Linked DNA regions of Homo sapiens: region 1 is linked to region 2. A link is a loop called in an ENCODE intact Hi-C map of the cell type or tissue named here. Cell type or tissue: CD14-positive monocyte. All regions are shown on one strand. Each heading gives the region's core, and the rest is flanking DNA. Links, peaks and the distances in the headings are about the cores only.

Region 1 (10,403 bases), core at 859-8,858, 50 kb before region 2:
GTCCGACAACCACATTCACAACAACTTAAATGTTACCTTTTCTCTTGGATTCCACTCCAGCTTGGTTATGGAAATTAGTGAAGCACAGACAATCACTGAAAGAAGTAAACAGTTAAGGAAACTACAGCACACAACAGTTCCTTTAATGTTAAGACTACATTATTCTCCTAATAACATAATCATTATAAGGTGTTAAAATGTTAATACCAACATTTCTATCATCAATTAAAATGTTAATACCAACATTTCTACAATCAAACCAGTTATATTAGCTTCTTATAAACTCAAACTTCAAATTCAATGATGAGAGTTAAATCACAACACGGAAATACCTTCGCAATAGTTTTCCAGTGTGTATAGTAAAATTTATTAAAACTTGTCACTACATTTTGCACAACCCTACATGTTTCTGGATCTTCCCATTTAAACTAGCTGTTTAAATTCGGTCAAAATGACTGACGCAGCAGTCCAGGATGGTTCTTTTTGAATACTTCCCACTGAATAAAAATACTTTTTCCCTAAAATACTATTTTCCTTTCCTTTTTTTTTTTTTTTTTTTTTTTGAGACGTACTCTCGCTCTGTCACCCAGGCTGGAGTGCAATGGCGCGATCTCAGCTCACTGCAACCTCCACCTCCTGGGTTCAAGCATTCTCCTGCCTCAGCCTCCTGAATAGTTGGGATTACAAGCACCCACCACCATGCCTGGCTAATTTTTTGTATTTTTAGTAGAGACGGTGTTTCTCCATGTTGGTCAGGCTGGTCTTGAACTCCTGACCTCAGGTGATCTGCCCACCTCGGCCTCCCAAAGTGCTGGGATTACAGGCATGAGCCACCGTGCCCGGCCTAAAATACTATTTCCAAGGTAACAGCTTTAAGGAAAATTTTAAATTCCAAAGTGCCAAGGCTCATATACAAAAACAAGCTACAGAAACTCAAACTATTATCTTTAAAAAACAGACTTCTGTTGGGTAATTGGGTATAAGGTGAGCCCTTCCTTCCTGGACCAAAGATCTGGCAAATCAAAGAGATTCGCCCCATATCAGACTTCAGGGATGACTGACACATGCCTACAGTCCAGCCTAATAATGCCAGGGGCTGAGGCTCCTATCTTCCACCAGCAATACTTTCTGCATGAAGGCAGTGATAACCATTTTGATTGAACTTAGAATGCAAAAAAGAAAGCTAGAGAGAAATGGGATGCTCTAAAAAGTCTGCAAAATATTAGAAATTCAAAATGTTAGGCCGGGCGCAGTGGCTCACACCTGTAATCCCAGCACTTTGGGAGGCTGAGGCAGGCGAATCACCTGAGGTCAGGAGTTCGAGACTAGTCTGACCAACATGGTGAAACCCAGTCTCTACTAAAAACACAAAAATTAGCTGGGCATGGTGGCGTGCACCTGTAATCCCAGCTACCTGGGAGGCTGAAGCAGGAGAATCGCTTGAACCTGGGAGGTGGCAGTGAGCTGAATTTGCACCACTGCACTCCAACCTGGGCAACAGGGTGAGACTCTGTCTCAAAAAAAAAAAAAAAAAAAATGTTGAGCCAAGGAAAGTTTAGAGCCTCCTCTGAATTCAGAGTCAGCGTCATCTCTCTTAACTCCAACCCCCCGCAAATTGTGCAGAGTTTAATGCTTCTGATTCTCAAAATAAAAGAAGTAGAGAGCACAGAAGATTCTCTGATCATTTCATCACCTCACATCTGTTTCTAATAGTTTAAAAGCCTCTTAATTATTTCGTTTATTTATTCTTAGCTCCATCTTCAGTGCACCAGGTACCATTCTGGTCTGGGGGTGGGAGAAGGGAAAACTTGGTCTCAGCTCTCAGAAATATCACAACTTTGTTGGACCAGACCCAGAGAATGTACCATAGTAGACAGAAAAGAACTGGGTACAGCAATGACTGTAAGGGAAAATTATTAATTCAGAATGGAATGGGAGAAAGCTTCATTCAGTGAAACTTAATGTAAGTTGTGAAGTTTAAGGAGCTCTCTAGAGCAGCACCATCCCACAGAAATATGTGTAATTTTTAATTTTCTAATATCCAAATTTATTTATTTATTTATGTATTTGAGATGGAGTCTCGCTCTTTCACTCAGGCTGGAGTGCAGTGGTGTGATCTCAGCTCACCTGCAACCTCCACCTCCTGGGTTCAAGCGATTCTCCTGCCTCAGCCTCCTCAGCAGCTGGGATTACAGGTGCCCACCACCACACCTGGCTAGTTTTTCTATTTTTAGTAGAGATGGGGTTTCACCACGTTAGCCAGGCTGGTCTCGAACTCCTGACCTCAAATGATCTGCCCACCTCGGCCTCCCAAAATGCTGGGATTACAGGCGTGCCTGACCCCTAACTTAATTTTAATAATATATCTTATCTAACCCAACACATAAAAATATTGTCAATATAAGATATACATAATATGCAAAACATATCTTATGTATTGATAAACAACATACATCTTATTTAACTCAATATATCAAATAATATTGCTGATGATATCATTTCAATGTGTAATAATATAAAAAATTATTGAGATATTTTACTTCTGTTTCTTATCAAATCCTTGAAATCAGGTATATGTTTTACATTTAGGACACATCTCAATCTGGACTAGCCACATTTCAAGTATGCAAAAGCCACATGTGGGTACCATGTTGAACCAACAGCTCTAGCAAGACAAAGTGGAGGAGGATAATCCAGCCAAGTAGAGATCAGTTAAAAACAGAGGACAACAAACAACCAAGCCTGAGGGAGAAGCCCTAAAAACAAGGATGAAGAACTAGGAGGTCTCAGATCATGGGTCTGATGCAGAGGAACCTGGACTTTATGCTGTTGGTGAGTTCTGCGAAGGCTTTCAGAAGCTTTAGAAGCCCGGTGCAAGACAGATAATTCATCAGGAAAGGTTTAGAAGCAGGATTCTAACGTCTGCCTCACTAGGTGCCTCGGTTTCTTCGGTAGTCAAATGAGGCTATTATACAGAAATACTGCAGTAAGAAGAAACCAGGGCATTTTAAAGATGCTTTCAACTCTTTTTTTTGAGACGGAGTCTCACTCTGTCATCTGGGCTGGAGTGCAGTGGCACAATCTTGGCTCACTGTAACCTCCCACTCCTGGTTCAAGCGATTCTCCTCCTTCAGCCTCCCAAGTAGCTGGGACTAAAGGCATACGCCACCACGCTTGGCTAATTTTTGTAACTTTAGTAGAGATGAGATTTCACCATGTTGGCCAGGTTGGTCCCGAACTCCTGACCTCAAGTGATCCACCTGCCTCGGCCTCCCAACGTGCTGGGATTACAGGTGTGAGTCACCGCACCTAGCCTATTTAAAGATGCTGTCAATTCTTTGTAAGGAAATATAAATACCACACTAATGTTTAAGACAGAAGATCTTTTCGTGTGGATGAATTCATTCAAGTTAATCTGACATAGGGTTATAACCCCTTTCTGTATGGGGCTGCTTCCTGTTGGCATGACTTATAATAAGAACTTCCTAGAGGCCAGGCACAGTGGCTCACACCTGTAATCCCAGCACTTTGGGAGGCTGAGGCGGGTGGATCACCTGAGTTCAGGAGTTTGACACCAGCCTGGCCAACATGGTGAAACCCCCGTCTCTACTAAAAATATGAAAAGTAGCCGGGCGTGGTGGTGGGCACCTGTAATACCAGCTACTAGGGAGGCTGAGGCAGGAGAATTGCTTGAACCCGGGAGGCGGAGGTTGCAGTGAGCGGAGATCGCACCATTGCACTCCAGCCTGGGTGACAGAGTGAGACTCTGTCTCAAAAAAAAAAAAAAAACTTTCTAGAAATGAGAATTATTAGTAAGTGAAACTCTGAGGCCTGAAATGCTTATTTTGTGAAAACTCTCTGACTTTGATATCTAGGGATCTGTTTCCGAAGTTGGAAGCAAGGGAAGGTTTCCTGCATCAAGAAACTTTGCTTGTAACACTACAACCACTATTATGAATTTTACAACTAACACAAGATAAAATGTTGAAGGAGATATATTCAAAGAGAAAGTGTTCCTTTAACCTATAAGTAAGACAAGGGATTTGAGAAGCAACTATCTTAGGAACAAGGGTATATATTTTGTTGGTAAATTTCTCGGTACTAGGATTTGGCTACTCTGTGCCTGGAAATTTTGTAATTAAAAATGTCCTTCCCCAAGATGGAAGAAAACCCAAAATCATACTTAGACTTCACATTTTGTAGTTTCTATTTTAGAAAAGAAACACAAAGCTTAATATTTAGAAGCAAGTGATGTGTTTTCACTCCATCTTGCCCACTTTATACCGTAACTCAACCCAGACTAACAAAATTGCCGCCGATAACATAGTTCCGATTTTCCTACAATCTGACATTAGTCATCAATGTTTAATGACCCTGAAGCTTTCTCTGATATGACTACAGATGGTATTTTGAAAGATGGGGAACTCTGCAACTCTTTAAGACCACGGCTTTTTTTCTTTGTTAAATACTTCATTAAAGAAAAGAAAAAGGGAAAGAAAAAGCTTTCGTTTCCTCTAAATCAGAATCTACAAGCACGCTAAATTTATATTTTCATTTCCTTTCAGATTGCTGAGTTAGAAAATAAAATGGATTTCATTTTGAAAATGAAATCAGTGACTATAAAAAGAAAAGGCTAAACATATTTTAATTTACTCAGTAATAAGTGATCTAGAGCTTTTTAGAAATTTCTTCACATGAATGAGTAAATCAAACTGTCTTGCCACCTACGACGTGCAGGGAGGGGGAGAGTTTAGCCTTGAGGGACTTCGTGGGGCTATTACTTTGAGTACAATATCAATATTTGGTGTCTTTAGCCAAGCACTACAAAGAAAAATAAATATTTTCATATGGCTCATGAAACTGGCCCTGTGAGAAGGAAAGTAAACAGAGACTAAAGTGTTCCTACATTTTCCACCCTTCTTTCATACCATTCTTCCCCGCAAAGAGACTTTTGATCTAATTAGACAATGTTGAGACATTTTCTTAATGATCTACACTTTTTTTTTTGAGACGGAGTTTCACTCTTGTTGCCCAGGCTGGAGTGCAATGGTGTGATCTCGGCTCACTGCAACCTCCATCTCCCGGGTTCAAGCGATTCTCCTGCCTCAGCCTCCCAAGTAGCTGGGATTACAGGCATGTGCCACTATGCCTGACTAATTTTGTATTTTTAGTAAAGACAGGGTTTCTCCATGTTGGTCAGGCTGGTCTTGAACTCTCAACCTCAGGTGATCCACCCACCTGAGCCTCCCAAAGTGCTGGGATTACAGGCGTGAGCCACTACGCCCAGCTTGATCTACACTTTTATCCGAATTGTTTTTCTGAAAAAATGTGGAAACTTGGTTGTTATCCTTTGCTTTTTTTTTTTTTTTTTTTTTGGTTGTGGGGAAGGGAAGTGTCAAGCTTTGCTAAGACACGGTGACAAAGATCCTTTGCTTGGCTGAACTTTAGTCAAGCCCCTGAAACTTCTCCTAGGTCCATCTGTGCACTTCCTTGTAAGATCCAGTTTTAGCAAAGAACCCTGGCTAAGTCAGTTTAGCAAGGACCCCCCACCCTCATATCTGATCACACTCAATATCTGATTGGGTTCCTCCTCCTCCTCCACCCTTCCCAGGTGATGTCTGATCACATGGCCAGTACTCAATAAGAATCCTGTTAGGTTGGTTTGGCCAGAATTCCCCCTCATCCTTGAGGTTTCCTTTTAGTACTTTTCCATTCACTGACCTCATCCTACTCCTTGGCTATAGATTCGCACTTGCCAATGCTGTATTCAGAGTTGAGCCCAATCTCTCCGCCCTGCTGTCAGAACTCATTGCAGCGGTCCCTATAAAGTCTTCATTACCCTTCTTTAACAAGTGTCACTGAATGTTTTATTCCTTTAACAAGGCACAAATGTGAAAAAGGATACTGGGGATGACAGCTGCGCAAGAAACGGCAGAGATGACCATCCGTATGTGGCATGTCGAGAGACTGTTCCACTGGGGACATGATTTGTAAGAGATGATGGACTGTAGGAGCGTGTACACGACACCACAGACAAAGGCCAAAAGAGCGCCCCCGTCATGAACCACTGGCACAGCTAACTCCTGGAGAAAAAGTCATAAATGTGTGTTACTCTGGGTGGGTTTGTCAACATCGAACCGCAAGCACTCTCACTCTGGGCTGCTTTGAGCCATTGGTCATCACAGATGCACCACTTCTTGGAAAATGTGGCTGTTTGACTACCAAAAGAAAAGCCCTCCAGGTGCTGAAATTAATGCCAAAAAGTTGGTTGTTCCACAGCGAACCTGGGCTCATGGGACAAGGAAAGGAGGTCTGCCTTACAGGTGGGAGGGTTGAGTATGGTGGGCTTCAGAGTCTGGTACACCTGGATTAAAAGTCCTGACTCCACCATGAGGCTCTGTGACCTTACTGCAAAGCCTCGATTTCTGTATCTAAAAATGGGCATAATCATCTCAGTCTTGCATGTTTGCAGTGAAGATTATAGGATACATATCATATACAATTTTCTTTTTTTGTTGTTGTTGTTTTTGAGACAGAGTTTCACTCTTGCTGCCCAGGCTGGAGTGCAGTGACATGAACTCGGCTCACTGCAACCTCCGCCACCCAGGTTCAAGCAATTCTCCTGTCTCAGCTTCCCAAGTAGTTGGGATTACAGGCACGTGCCACCACGCCCGGCTAATTTTTGTATTTTTAGTAGAGACGGGGTTTCGCCATGTTGGCCAGGCTGGTCTCGAACTCCTGATCTCGTGATCCGTCCACCTCGGCCTCCCAAAGTGCTGGGATTACAGGCGTGAGCCACCGCACCCAACCCTGCCTTTTTTGTTACAGAAATTTTTGTTTGATGTCATCAATAAACTTCGGTATGATATGATTGAAAAAAAAAACCAAAGTACGTGACTCGTTCCATGATGGTGCCAAGGGTGGTTTGGGGTTTTTAGGCTCCCTGCTCCCTGATAATCTCTACTCATCCCTCCCAAGGCACCTCAAATGAACACACCATCTAAGTAAAACCACTGCTTTTGTTATGCAAATGCAGCTTCTTTTTTCTTCTTTTTTTTTTTTTTTTTTTGAGACAGGGTCTCACTCCGTCGCTTAGGTGGGAGTGCAGTGGCATGATCATAGCTCACTGCAGCCTTGAATTCCCAGGCTCAAGAGATCCTCCCAGCCCAGCAAGTAGCTGGGACTACAGGCACATGCCACCACACCCAGTTCTGGCTAATTTTTTTTGAAAGGCAGCTTCTAAACAAGTTCCCTGTCCCTGCCATCCTGTAACCAGCCATTTCAACCAGAAGGCAGCCCCTGTGCCAGTCTAGGCAGAAAGTTGGTGCAGACCCTGTACATACTACACACTCAAAATGCACCTCACCTTTGGCTCCCTTCTTTTCTTTTCTTTTCTTTTTTTTTTTTTTTTTTTGAGGCAGAGTCTTGCTCTGTCACCCAGGCTGGAGTGCAGTGATGAGATCTCAGCTCATTGCAACCTCCACCTGCCGGGTTCAAGCGATTCTCATGCCCCAGCCTCCCGAGTAGTTGGGATTACAGGCATGCACCACCACGCTGAGCTAATTTTTCTGTTTTCAGTAGAGACGGGGGTTTCTCCATGTTGGCCAGGCTGGTCTCGAACTTATGACCTCAGGTGATCCACCCACCTCAGCCTTCCAAAGTGCTCAGATTATAGGCATGAGCCACCACACCCAGCCTCAGCTCCTTTCAAATGTGCACTGGGCACAACCTTCCAGTCGAGGAACATTTAGATGGAACCACTGGGTCTTGACTTAAGCTTGAACATGCAAGCTTTGCAAAGGGCAAGTTAAAGTGTTGTCCAGGAGAGCCTGGTTTTGGCCACAGGCCACCCCTTGGCCTCAGCTCACGGTGAACACACTCTTCCCCCAGCTTCCCTCTGACCTGGGCTTCCCCAGCACCACAATATTTGCCATCCAGACAGTTCAACCTCAAGCTGGAGCACAAATGAATTGATATTAAATTTTCATTCACCACATAAGAAAGGGAGGTGCAGAAAAAAAAAAAGACCTTTTAACTTATTTCTAAGGAAATGTATTTCCTAGTATCAAACCTAGAAATAAGGGGAGAAATTGATTACATGATTGGTGTTATATTCAAATATGACTGCACTGACTCTGCAATACATCATATAGTTTCTGTATACCTAAGATACCTTGCATGGGCCAGGTACTGTGGCTCACGCCTGTAATCCCAGCACTTTGGGAGGCTGAGGCAGGTGGATTACAAGGTCAGGACTTTGAGACCAGCCTCGCCAACGTGGTGAAACCGCGTATCTACTAAAAATACAAAAACTAGCCAGGCGTGGTGGCGCGTGCCTGTAATCCCAGCTACCAGGGAGACTGAGGCAGGAGAATTACTGGACCCCAGGAGGTGGAGACTGCAGTAAGCCGAGATTGTGCCACTGAACTACATACAGTCTGGGAGACAGAGCGAGACTCCATCTCAAAAAATAAATAAATACATAAATAAATAAATAAATAAATAAATAAAATCAGATGGGCATGATGGTGTGTGCCTGTAGTCCCAGCTACTTCGGAGGCTGAGGTGGGAGAATCACTTGAGCTTGGGAGACCAAGGCTGCAGTGAGCTATGATAGCACCACTGCACTCTAGTCTGGGCAACAGAGTGAGACCTTGTCTCAAAAAATAAAATAAAAATAAATAAAAGACTGGGCACAGTGGCTTATGTCTGTAAACTCATCACTTTGGGAGGCCAAGGCAGGTGTATCACTTGAGCTCAGGAGTTCAAGACCAACCTGGGCAATGTGGTGAAACACTGTCTCTGCAAAAACTACAAAAATTTGCTGGGCATGATGGCATGAACCTGTAGTTTTAGCTACTCAGGAGGCTGAGGTGGGAGGACTGCTTGAGCTCACAAGGCAGAGATTGCAGTGAGCCATGATCACACCACTGCACTCCAGCCTGAGCAACAGATCAAGACCCTGTCTCAAAAAATAAAGGTAAAAATACAAATACAAATAAATAAATAAATAAGATTCCTAACATAGGCATATAGATTCAGGGAAGTTATATATGAAAAATAAAATACGACAGGGTATGGTGGCTTGTGTTTGTAATCCCAACATTTTGGGAGGTGGAGATGGGAGGATCACATGAGGCCAGGAGTTGAAGAACAGCCTCAGAAACATAGCAAGACCCCATCTCTACAAAAGTGAAAATAAGAATTAGCTGGGCATGGTGATGCACCCATAGTCTCAGCTACTCAAGAGACTGAGACAGGAGGAGTTCAAGGCTTAGTCTAAGCGTTCAAGGTTACAGTGAGCTATGATTGTGCTATTGCATTCCAGCTTAGGTGAAGGAGCGAGACCCTTTCTCAACCAATCAATCAAAAAAGCAGGGAAATGATGTTTAGATCAGACATGAATTTTCGATAAAGTTAAAACCCGGCACTCTTTCTGGATTGCTTTTTAGAAACTCTCTTGGTAATTTAAAAGGTAATAACAACAGAGAGGGAGAGAGAGAGAGAATAGTTTAATAAAGCTCTATCAGCCAGGCGCGGTGGCTCACGCCTGTAATCCCAGCACTTTGGGAGGCCGAGGCAGGTGGATCACGAGGTCAGGAGATCAAGACCATCCTGGCTAATGTGGTGAAACCCCATCTCTACTAAAAATACAAAAAATTAGCCGGGCGTGGTGGCGGGCGCCTGTAGTCCCAGCTACTTGGGAGGCTGAGGCAGGAGAATGGCGTGAACTCGGGAGGCAGAGCTTGTAGTGAGCCGAGATTGCGCCACTGCACTCCAGCCTGGGTGACAGAGCAAGACTCTGTCTCAAAAAAAAAAAAAAAAAAAAAAAAAAAAAAAACCCCTAAAGCTCTATCACTCAGCTTCAAAAAAAAAAAAAGAATATGTGAATACTGACAGAGTTAAACCTTGGAAAGTTTCTTTTCTAAAAAGGAAACTTTAAAAGTTTTTATTTTTAATTGACAAATAATAATTGTTTATAGGCTGGGCACGATGGCTCACACCTCTCAGCACTTCAGGAGGCCGAGGTGGGAGGATCACCTGAGGTCAGGAGTTCAAGACATGCCTGGCCAACATGGCGAAACGCCATCTCTACTAAAAAAAAATACAAAAATCAGCTGGGCATGGTGCCAGGTGCCTGTAATACCATCTGCTCGGGAGGCTGAAGCAGGGATAATTGCTTGAACCTGAGAGGCGGAGGTTGCAGTGAGCCAAGATCGCGCCACTGCACTGCAGCCTGGGCAACAGAGAGAGACTCTGTCTCAAAAAATAATAATAATTGTTCATATTTATGAGGCTTATAGGGGTGTGTGTGTGTGTGTGTGTGTGTGTGTGTGTGTGTATGTGTGTGTGTGTTTCCAGAGGCACGGTCTCCCTGTGTTGCCCTATGTTGCCCAGACTAG
Region 2 (10,403 bases), core at 1,472-9,471:
AACCCAGGGGGATGAAGCTGCAGTTAGCCATGATCTCGCCAACTGCACTGCAGCCTGGGCAACAGAGTAAGACCTTGTCTCAAAAACCAAAAATACAATCTCATATAATTTCACACTTCATTAGTGTCTTAGTTTGGGCAGCTATAACAAATTACCATAGATAGAGTGGCTCCAATTACAATCATATATTTCTCACAGTTGTGGATGCTGGGAAGTCCAAGATCAAGGTGCTTGCAGATCCCATGTCTGGTGAACCCCAGCTTCCTGATTTGCATCATCTTGCTGTGTCCTCCCAGGGTGGAGAGTATAAAGAGAGAGGAAGCCAGCACATTTCATGACTTCTAATAAGGGCATCAATCCCATCATGAGGGCTCCACCCTTATGATCTAATTACCTCCCAAAGCCTCCACATTCTATTAGCATCCCATTGTGGTTTTCTTTTTCTCTTTTCTTTTTTTTTTTTTCTTTTTTCTTTCTTTTTTTTTTTTTTTTTGAGATGGAGTCTTTCTCTGTCACCCAGGCTGGAGTGCAATGGAGTGATCTCAGCTCATTGCAATCTCTGCCTCCTGGGTTCAAGCAATTCTCCTGCCTCAGCCTCCCAAGTAACTGAGACTGCAGGTGCATGCCACGAAGCCCAGCTAATTTTTGTGTTTTTAGTATAGATGGGGTTTCACTATGTTGGCCAGGCTGGTCTCAAACTCCTGACATCAAGTGATCCACCTGCCTCGGCCTCCCAAAGTGCTGGGATTACAGGCATGAGCCACTGCAACTGACCCTGTTGGGGTTTAAGCTTTCAACAAATGACTTTGAAGGGGACACAAATATGTAGCTCATAACACTGAGTCACCTTATTGATACAGAATGCCTGGGGTCCCAGCTAAACCCACTCTAAGCCTGGCCCTAAGTGAAAACAGCTGACTCCATTTTTCCACCCAAACGCTGCCTTTTTGGTCTGCCCTGCCCCTATGCTGTGCCCACAAAGAACATCAGCCGGCAAAGCAAAAAAAAAAAAAAAAAAAAAAAAATAGCTAAGCGTGGGGGATACAAGCGGCTGAATGGCAAGCAGAGAAGCAGCAACTGAGCATTGGAAACTACGGATAGACACAGCTAACTTCAGATGGTGCGGCTTCAAGGAAAGATCCCTTCTTCCCACACCATCCCCTTTCCAACTCCCATCCCACTGAGAGCCACATCCATCACCCAATAAAATCCTCTGCATACACTACCCTTCAATCTATTCATGTGACCTGATTCTTCCTGGATGCCGAACAAGAACCTGGGTTCTTGAACACTGCACAGAGCCTGCTCCCACCAGAGAGGAGTGACTGGGTGGTTCCAGCATTCATTCCCTCCGGTTCCCACATTCACTTGCTCACATGCTACCTCTCGTGAGGAGTGGCCAGCGGTGGGCTGAGTAAAAAGAGCCATTCCTGTTCCCACTCATGACGGGGGTCAAGGTCAAGGGAACAATCCCATTTCACTATGACAACCATACTCCTTTTTTTTTTTTTTTTTTGAGATGGAGTCTGGCTCTGTCGCCCAGGCTGGAGTGCAATGGTGTGATCTCGGCTCACTGCAACCTCTGCCTCCTGGGTTCAAGCGATTATGCCGCCTCAGCCTCCTGAGTAGCTGGGATTACAGTCATATGCCACCATGCCTGGCTAATTTTTGTATTTTTAGTAGAGACCGAGTTTCACCATGTTGGTCAGGCTGGTCTGAAACTCCTGACCTGGTGATTCGACCATCTCGGCCTCCCAAAATGCTGGGATTACAGGCATGAGCCACTGTGCCCGGTCTGACAACCATACTACTTTTCTAAGTTGTATTGTAGAAGCAGAAAACATATGTCGAGGCAGAAATGATGAGATGTTCACCTGGGATAAGAGATTTATGCTACTTTTCTACTGTGTAGTTCTTGCTGGGAAGAGGCTTCTCAGGCAGGGACTTCATTTCCTAGGCCTCTGAGAAAAGAAAAATAACTCAGAGCACCCTGTGGTATGGGAAGTATGTAAAATTCAGCAGGCCAGAAAGACATGAGTAGAGGACTTCAGCCATGCCCTGCCATGCCCATGCCTGAGGACAATTGTTTAAAGATATTTTGTTCCTGACTAGCTGCCTTACCCATTATCATTGAATTCCTGGAATTTGTGATGCAAAGAACAATGTACGGCCAATCAATAGCTTATGTTATTTGAATATAAATTCTTGGGAAGCAAGTTAGGAATTACCTTTTCTTTTTCTTAAAAACCTACTTGGCTGGGGGCTGGGGGGTAGTTTTGGGATGAGACAAGCACATTAGTTATTGTGTACTTTATTTCTATTATTATTATATTGTAATATATAATAAAATGATTATATAACTCACCATAATGTAAAATCAGTGGGAACCCTGAGCTTGGTCACCTGCAACTAGACAGTCCCATCTGGAGGCGATGGGAGATAGTGACAGATCATCAGACATTAGATTCTCATAAGGAGCCCACAACCTAGATCCCTGGTATGCACAGTTCACAATAGGGTTCATGCTCCTATGAGAATCTAATGCTGCCACTGATCTGACAGGAGGCGTGGCTCAGGTGGTAATATGAGCAATGGGGAGTGGCTGTAAATGCAGATGAAGCTTTGCTTGCTCACCTGCTGCTCACCTCCTGCTGTGCAGCCTGGTTCCTAATGGGCCACAGGTGGTACTGGTCCATGGTTCAGGGGTTGGGGACCCCAATGTATAGTATTATTCTTACTTTGTAAAATAAAATGCATGTGTATTAATTTATGAAAAATAAGCATGAAGAATGAATCTGTAAAATGATATACCAAATTATTAGCAATGTCATCTGGAACCATATGATTCTCCTTTTATTTTCATTTATAAAAATATCTGTATGTCTAATTTTTTTACACTGGATATATAGCATGTGTTCAATAAAGAAATAGGAAGGAAGAAAGGGGGGGAGGGAGGGAAGGAGGGAGGGAGGGAGGGAGGGAATGCATTCACACCCACACCTTTATATATATATATTTTTTTTTTTTAAATAGAGACAGCATCTCACTGTGTTTCTCAGGCTGGCCTTGACCTTATGAGCTCAAGCAATCCTCTTACCTTGTCCTCTCAAACTTGTGGGATTATGGGTGTGAACCACCACAGCCCGCCCACATCTTTATATCTTTTGAAAAAAATCAAGATACTGTATTTTTACATTGCAAGATCATAGGGATCATTACACCCAAGTAGATGTTACATCCTCCATCCAAGAGTCCTTTGAAACACTTAAGTTTATTTGAGTGAGAGTGCATAACCATTGCTCTGAACAAAAGGGGCACACATACTAGTGTGTACTCTCTCTTTAAAAAGCACCATGAATATTACAACATCTACTCTCCCTTTTGTGATCAGGAAGAAACTTAAAACGAGCTCTTGTGGGTAGGGACCAGGTAGAATCTCTTCCTTCTATTCCTGCTTCTGGCATTGAGCATTGTTACAATGGGGATGTCAAGACTGGGACTAGCCAGTGCAGTGTCAGTGGTCACCATGTGAATGGCTCACCCTGTGTGTGTGCATGTGCATGTGTGTCTCTGTGATTGAGTGCACATATGCGCCTGCACATGTCTTTTTCATGGCAGAGGCCCCTCACCTGTGAATGGATTCTAGGCCCTGTTCGCTGGTGTGGAGGGAAGCACTCCTTTATAGAAACTGGGGACACTTCAACATGTTCTCAGTGAGTTTTGGATAAGACAGAGATTACACAGCGAGCTGGAGACTTTTCTGAGCTATACTTACTTATATATAACTAACCTCCAAAGATACACTGTTCATTTCTTTGTGGATCATTCATCTGGCAAGCTTCTGTTCTTTCTTCACGTTATTCTCCTAGAATGTAAGCTTCATGCAGGTAGGAATATCTTTCTCCTTTATTCACTACTGTATACCCAGGCTTGGAGCTGGGCTTGACATAGGCACTTAATAAATGCTTGTGGATTGTATTCTCCTCAGCAATGGCCTTCTTCAGGAAGCCCTTCCTAACAGCCCCAAAGTGTGACCTCTGTGTCACTTCTCTGTATCCTCAGGCTCTTTATATTACAGATTTCACAATGTTAACTTGTCAACCTAGTGGATAGACTCTAGACTCTAAATGTTGTGAGCAGGAATTGAATCTTACATATTTCTATTTCCAGTGCCAAGCACCAGCACAAAATAAGTGGTTAATACATGTTTATTGAAAACATGTGTACAGATAGATGCATGCTTGATAGTAGTTTGACACTATTACCTATAGAATCTGATGCTATACATTTGTACATACCAGCAGCATAGTAGCACCTCATAAAAGGTACTGTAAACCCTGTGAGTACAGACATCAGAAGGAAGAAGCAAAGGTTTAAAATTTTTCATTACTCAAAGGGAGAGAGCACCAGTGCCCTTTGTGGGAATGACACTTGACTGTTTTAAGGATAATCTGATTATTACAAGTTATTACAAGTTTGGGCAATGGCATTAAATACATCTTAAGTTTCATATTTTTTGGCAGATGCTTTCATGCTACCAGAGATGAAGAAAAAAAGCACATTTGAGAAATTTGGGAATTTCCATTATGACAATGTGAGAAATTCTTGTAAGTTTTAAGAGGTCAGGTTTTTTTTCTCCCTTCCCCTTATGAATAGTTTCTAAATTACCTCATGAATATAGGAACTCATATGATCTGACTTTCTCAGTTTAGCTAATCATAAATCTCTATTTACTTCAACAATTCTACATAGGGTATTCCTACAAGGTGCAGTTCATGTTTTAGTTGTCATTATCTGCAGACAAACTGAGTATGATACTCCCATTCACAAAGATCTCATTGATTTATCTCTCCACACAGTGAATACATTACAAAAGGAGGAAAAGATTTTGTCAGGTTTTTTTGTTTGTTTTTTTGTTTGTTTGTTTGTTTTTTGATACAGAGTCTCCTTCTGTTGTCCAGGTTGGAGTGCAGTGGCGTGATCTTGGCTCACTGCAAACTCTGCCTCCCAGGTTCAAGCGATTCTCCCCCTTCAGCTTCCCGAGTAGCTGGGACTATAGGCGCCCACCACCATGCCTGGCTAATTTTTGTATTTTCAGTAGAATCGGGGTTTCTCTGTGTTGCCTGGGCTGGTCTCAAAATCCTGACCTCAGATGATCCACCCGCCTCGGCCTCCCAAAGTGCTGCAATTACAGGCATGAGCCACCACTCCTGGCCACAGTTGTTTTTCTTTTTATATCTGATATGAATTGGACAAGAATTGAAAGTGGCTATGATAATGACAAAAAGTTCAGAAGGTAATTGTTTGCTTCCCTGCTCAAGGACAAAGAGAGGAGGATTCTTTTGAGAGAGGGGTTTCTTTCATAATTCTTTTACTTAAAAATTAATATCTTGCTGGGCACAGTGGCTCATGCCTGTAATCCCAGCACTTTGGGAGACCAAGGCAGGAGGATCACTTGAGGTTAGGAGTTTGAGACCAGCCTGGCCAAAATGGTGAAACCCCATCTCTACTAAAAATACAAAAATAAGTCGGGCGTGGTGGCATGCACCTGCAGTCCCAGCTACTCAGGAGGCTGAGGGAAAAGAATCACTTGAACCCTGGAGGCAGAGGTTGCGGTGAGCCCAGATCAAGCCACTGCACTCCAGCCTGGGAGACAGAAAGAGACTTTGTCTCAAAAAATATGTAATAATAATAATATTAATTAATGTCTTATTCAGAAACCACTATCCAGGATCCATGATTAATTCATTCAAAAGTTGATTGAGGATGTACAATTTGTCATTGTGCTTTGTGATCAAGAATATGGAAAGGAAACACTCAGTGCCTGAATTCAAGGTCATGGTGTTCAAATGAACTTGATTCATCTAGGGGATAAGTGGTCCAGTGTGACTGGAACACATGAGGATAAGGCTGGGGAGACTGGTGGTGATGACATTATAAAGGACCTTGTGTAACATGCTAAGGAGATTGGATTTTGCCCTGAGAGCAACAAGGAGAGCTCATGAGTAGGGTGGTGTCATCACCAAGTTTATTTTTTGTGGTGATAACTCCGGCAACCCTTAGATAGATTGGACTAGAGATAGCATTAGCGATTAACATCAGGAGGGTCGTTTTAAGAAATGCTAAAAACCTAATTTAAGGCAGTAGATTGTGGATGGAGAAAAAGGATTTGCTGGCCAATTGGATGAGCAGAGTAAGAGATAGAAGAGTTGAAGAAGAGGAGAAGTTGGTTCTAGTTTGAAAGGCTCAATGAACTGGGCATGGTGTCTAGTGCCTGTATGCCCAACACTCTGGGAGTCTGAGGCGGGCAGATCACTTGAGGCCAAGAGTTCCAGACCAGCCTGGCTAACGTTGTGAAACCCCATCTCTACTAAAAATAATACAACATGTAGGCCAGCATGGTGGTGCACATCTGTAATCCCAGATACTTGGGAGGCTGAGACATGAGAATTGCTTGAATTTGGGAGGTGGAGGTTGCAGTGGGCCAAGATGGTGACACTGCACTCCAGCCTAGGTGACAGAGTGAGACTGTCTCAAAAAAAAAAAAAAAAAGGATCAGTGAATATTAATCATTAATTGAGCCAGGGAATAGAAGAAGTCTGGAGGATTATGAATTTGGTTTTAGACATCCAACAGTTTGAGATGTCTGTAGGACACCTAGGTGAAGACAACTGCTAGATAGTTGGAAATTGACTTGGGAAACATCAGTGGAAAGGGGTTGGTATATATGAGATTACCAAAGAGCAAATGCTGCAGTGGAATCAGCACAAAGGGGAAAAGAAGAGGTCGGTTTGGGCAGATAAGCAGTCACTGGCAATCTTTGTAGGAATTTCAGGAGAGTGGTACAGATAGAAGCTGGATTGCATGGAACTGAAAAGTAAAGCAGTAGGTTCAGACTTCTATTCCAAGAAGATAGGTGGAGAAGCACAAGAAGACAAAATGGAGAGATACATTTGGGGGTTAGAACAGAATGCTTTCTGAGAGAGAATATGAAGACATAGCAGAAGTAAGTGATGAAGCAAGAGCAGGAGGAGGAGGAAGGAATTAATAGTAACAAAAATGTGTTTACTTCTCAGAAAATTTTCAGGTTTACCCATCTCAGCCATGTAATTCATGTGCCTGTGCTTAGACCGGATATATCATTCAGGAGTTCTTTCCATTCTGGCTAATTATAATGACCCCAAATCCTAAGGGGCTGGAGAGTTACATAATAGCACTGTAATGCATTGCAGTTCCAGTGAGAGGTTAACATGTGACTCAATGAATAACTCAGCTTGCTGACACATTTATGGACAATGAGCCATCTGAGCATTTCAGAAAAAATTATAGATCTACAGAAAGGTTCCTTAGAGGTCATCTAGTCTAATGCCTTGGATTTGTGCAAGAGGAAACTGTAAAACCAGAGAGGTAATGTGTGCATACTCACATATTATTTAGTGGCAGTCTCCTTCATAATGATCATAATCCAGGTTTTATGGTCTCATCCAGGACCTTTGTCCTCACATTTCTTTGGTTAAAGAATTAAAATAAGAGGCCGGGGGCAGTGGCTCACACCTGTAATCCCAGCACTTTGGGAGACTGAAGAGGCAGTATCACTTGAGGTCAGGAGTTCGAGACCAGCCTGGCCAACAGGGTGAAACCCCATCTCTACTAAAAATACACAAATTAGCCATGCGTGGTGTTGTGCACCTGTAGTCCCAGCTTTCAGGAGGCTGTGGCAGGAGAATCACTTGAGCCCGGGAGGTGGAGGTTGCAGTGAGCTGAGATCACGCTACTACACTCTAGCCTGGGTGACAGAGCAAGACATCATCTTTGAAAAAAAAAAAAGAATTAAAATAAGAAAAGTCTTATTTAAGATTGGCTCAAATTACTCATCAGCAGACCAAAATCTGAAGCATTAAGTATTCTGATTACTTTTTTATGTTTATTTTTTATAAACAGGTCTTTGTGGCAGAATGCATTCCAATTCCTATCAAGTGCAGTTTTCAGTGCTTTTGCTCAATTCTGTCGTTATTATGTCATCATTAATATGTATTGAGCTCCAATGTTTCAATATCAAAATTTAAATATTATGTGTTAGCCTGTTCTCATGCTGCTGTAAGGACATATCTGAGCCTGTGTAATTTATAAAGGAAAGAGGTTTAACTGGATCACAGTTCCACAGGGCTTGGGAGGCCTCAGGAAACTTATAATCATGGCAGAAGGGGAAGTAAACATGTCCTTCTTCACATGGTGGCAGCAGGAAGTGCAGAGTGAAGGTGGTGTAGGGGGGACGCTCTTTAAAACCATCAGATCTGGGGAAACTCACTCACTATCACGAGAACAGCATGGGGGTAACTGCCTCCATGATTCAATTACCTTCTACTAGGTCTCTCCCATGACACGTGGGGATTATGGGAACTCTAGTTCAAAATGAGATTTGAGTGGGGACACAGCCAGACCATATCATATATCTTAGCTATGTAAAAACATGTACTCTTGATTTTGTATAATTAATCTAAAAAGAGAAGAGGAGCAGAAGACACTCAAATTTGATAGTTAAAGGGTGATATAAATGTTGTACCTCCCCAAATAGTTTTTTCTCTATAAACTTTTTCCCGTTCTTGCAAACATTCCTCACTTTGGGACTAGGAGATGTTTATTGCCTCAGGGAAAAGAAAGAGAAGAACTAGCTTTAGGTCAAGGAAGAAAAACAAAAATTCTAAAAGGGACGTCTACCCAGAGGGAAGCCTTCCTCTGGTCTAGTGGTGCAGGGTGTAGAAGATGTGCAGGAAGAGATTAGACACCAAGACCCTTGCTTTACACATAGCTCCTTCTCCCTGTTGAAACTCAAGGGGTTGTAGTGATAAGTGTTAGCCAGCTTGCTTTAGGCAGACAGTAAGGGAAGGGTCCCCGGAGAACCTCCCACCCACCCTACAAGTGCTTACACCAGATGTTTTGTGCAGATAAGGGAACTTGCACGGGGAGCTTGCCTAAACATGCCTGCAGTGGAAAATTCCATTCCTTAACACATACACAGTAAGGGAAATAAATCAATATGGAGCTGCTCAGTCCAAGGGCCTGCATCAGCACTGGAAGGACAGGGTGGAGCCACCAGAAATTCATGCCTTAAGCCCTGGTATTCAACTGTGAAGGGGGCAACCAGTAAACTGCTTTCAGGTCCCCTCTTTTTGCTGAGAGCTTTCCTTTCACTTAATAAATTCTGCTCCACTCACTCTTCAAGTGTCTGCATGCCTAATTCTTCCTGGTTGTGAGATGAGAACCCAGACCTAGTGGTGGTAAGGAATAAAAAATCCTGCATCAGTAGCTGATTAGAAAAGTGAAAACCCAGTTTATGTTGAAGAGAGAAAATATATGTAAAGACAGATTTAACCTGACTTCTTGTTTTGAAATGGAGAGAACACCACTGCAGAGTGCACCTAGGCTTACGGTGATGTAATGGTAGCCTAATTAGCCTAATTCAACAGTGCAGACCTCCCTTGATGACTTGGAAGAGAGTCAAAAGACCCCTTTTCAGCATCCTTTTTGGGGAAGTGAAAGGTAATTGAGTGTGACCTGCCATTGGGTCACCATGAGGAAGTGGGTAGACAGGGACCTGATAACCTCTACCACATGTCTGAGGGAGGCAGTGGCTGAGCCTTGAAGGGATGCAAAAGTGAGGTCAAGTCACATTTGTAGATCAATGGGCCCTACCACAACTGATATGGTTTGGCTGTGTCCTCACCCAAATCTCACCTTGAATTGTAATAATCCCCAGGTGTCAAGGGCAGGGACAGGTGGAGATAATTGAATCATAGGGCATTTTCACCCATACTATTCCTGTGGTAGTGAATAAGTCTCTCAAGATCTGATGGTTTTATAAAGGGCAGTTTCCCTGCACAAGCTCTCTTGCCTGCCACTGTGAAAGACATGCCTTTGCTCCTCACTCGTCTACCGCCATGATAGTGAGGCCTCCCAGCCATGCGGAACTGAGTCAACTAAACCTCTTTTCTTTATAAATTACCCAGTCTCAGGTATGTCTTTACTAGCAGTGCGAGAACAGACTAATATACGCCAACCAAGAGGACAGACCAATAGTCATACTGCACACTCTAGCAGCAAATGTCCCCAGTGTCCCAGTGGCTGAGCATAACCAGGGTATCAATACTAAGTTGAGCAAAAACCTTGAAGCCTACAAGGATTCCAAAGCCTATGGAGAGACTCATTTATGGGTAAATGTGCCAAGAGTGCACATGGCTTGCCCATGGAACCCTGACACCTTGAAAAGTAAGAGAAAGAAGGATGAAATGGCTCTGATGTGGAGTTAAATATTAGATTATTTAATATTTACTCAGCAAGAGATAATCTTAACCATCTTGCAGAGACTAACGGACCTTTATTTGACAAGTTTAACTCCTGCGGCA

Evidence for each region. Hi-C counts contacts between places; a loop is a spot of excess contacts. Peaks named below come from ENCODE experiments on the same cell type or tissue, not always from the same donor. Only the 100,000 strongest peaks of a DNase experiment are listed, where the experiment ranks them.
Region 1: it touches region 2 in a loop (1.8-fold over the local background); 2 of 110 quality-filtered maps call a loop at or near these places.

The regions. Positions count from the first base shown.
Region 1 is chr12:101,903,866-101,914,268 of GRCh38, reverse strand. It overlaps DRAM1 (DNA damage regulated autophagy modulator 1), which reads right to left. Exons shown (of 7, transcript NM_018370.3): 4 at 5,906-6,083; 5 at 37-95. Among named protein-coding and RNA genes, the nearest start is that of DRAM1, 31 kb to the right of the region's middle. In CD14-positive monocyte, for the core only: no CTCF peak of the experiment used is centred there; a DNase peak (open chromatin) is centred at 4,378; H3K4me3 peaks cover 1,240 bases; H3K27ac peaks cover 1,747 bases.
Region 2 is chr12:101,854,082-101,864,484 of GRCh38, reverse strand. No RefSeq gene overlaps it. Among named protein-coding and RNA genes, the nearest start is that of DRAM1, 18 kb to the left of the region's middle. RefSeq lists enhancers at 4,487-4,656, 9,203-9,702 and cis regulatory regions at 8,547-9,223, 9,476-9,693. In CD14-positive monocyte, for the core only: no CTCF peak of the experiment used is centred there; DNase peaks (open chromatin) are centred at 4,044, 4,604, 5,924, 7,274 and 1 weaker place; H3K27ac peaks cover 3,673 bases.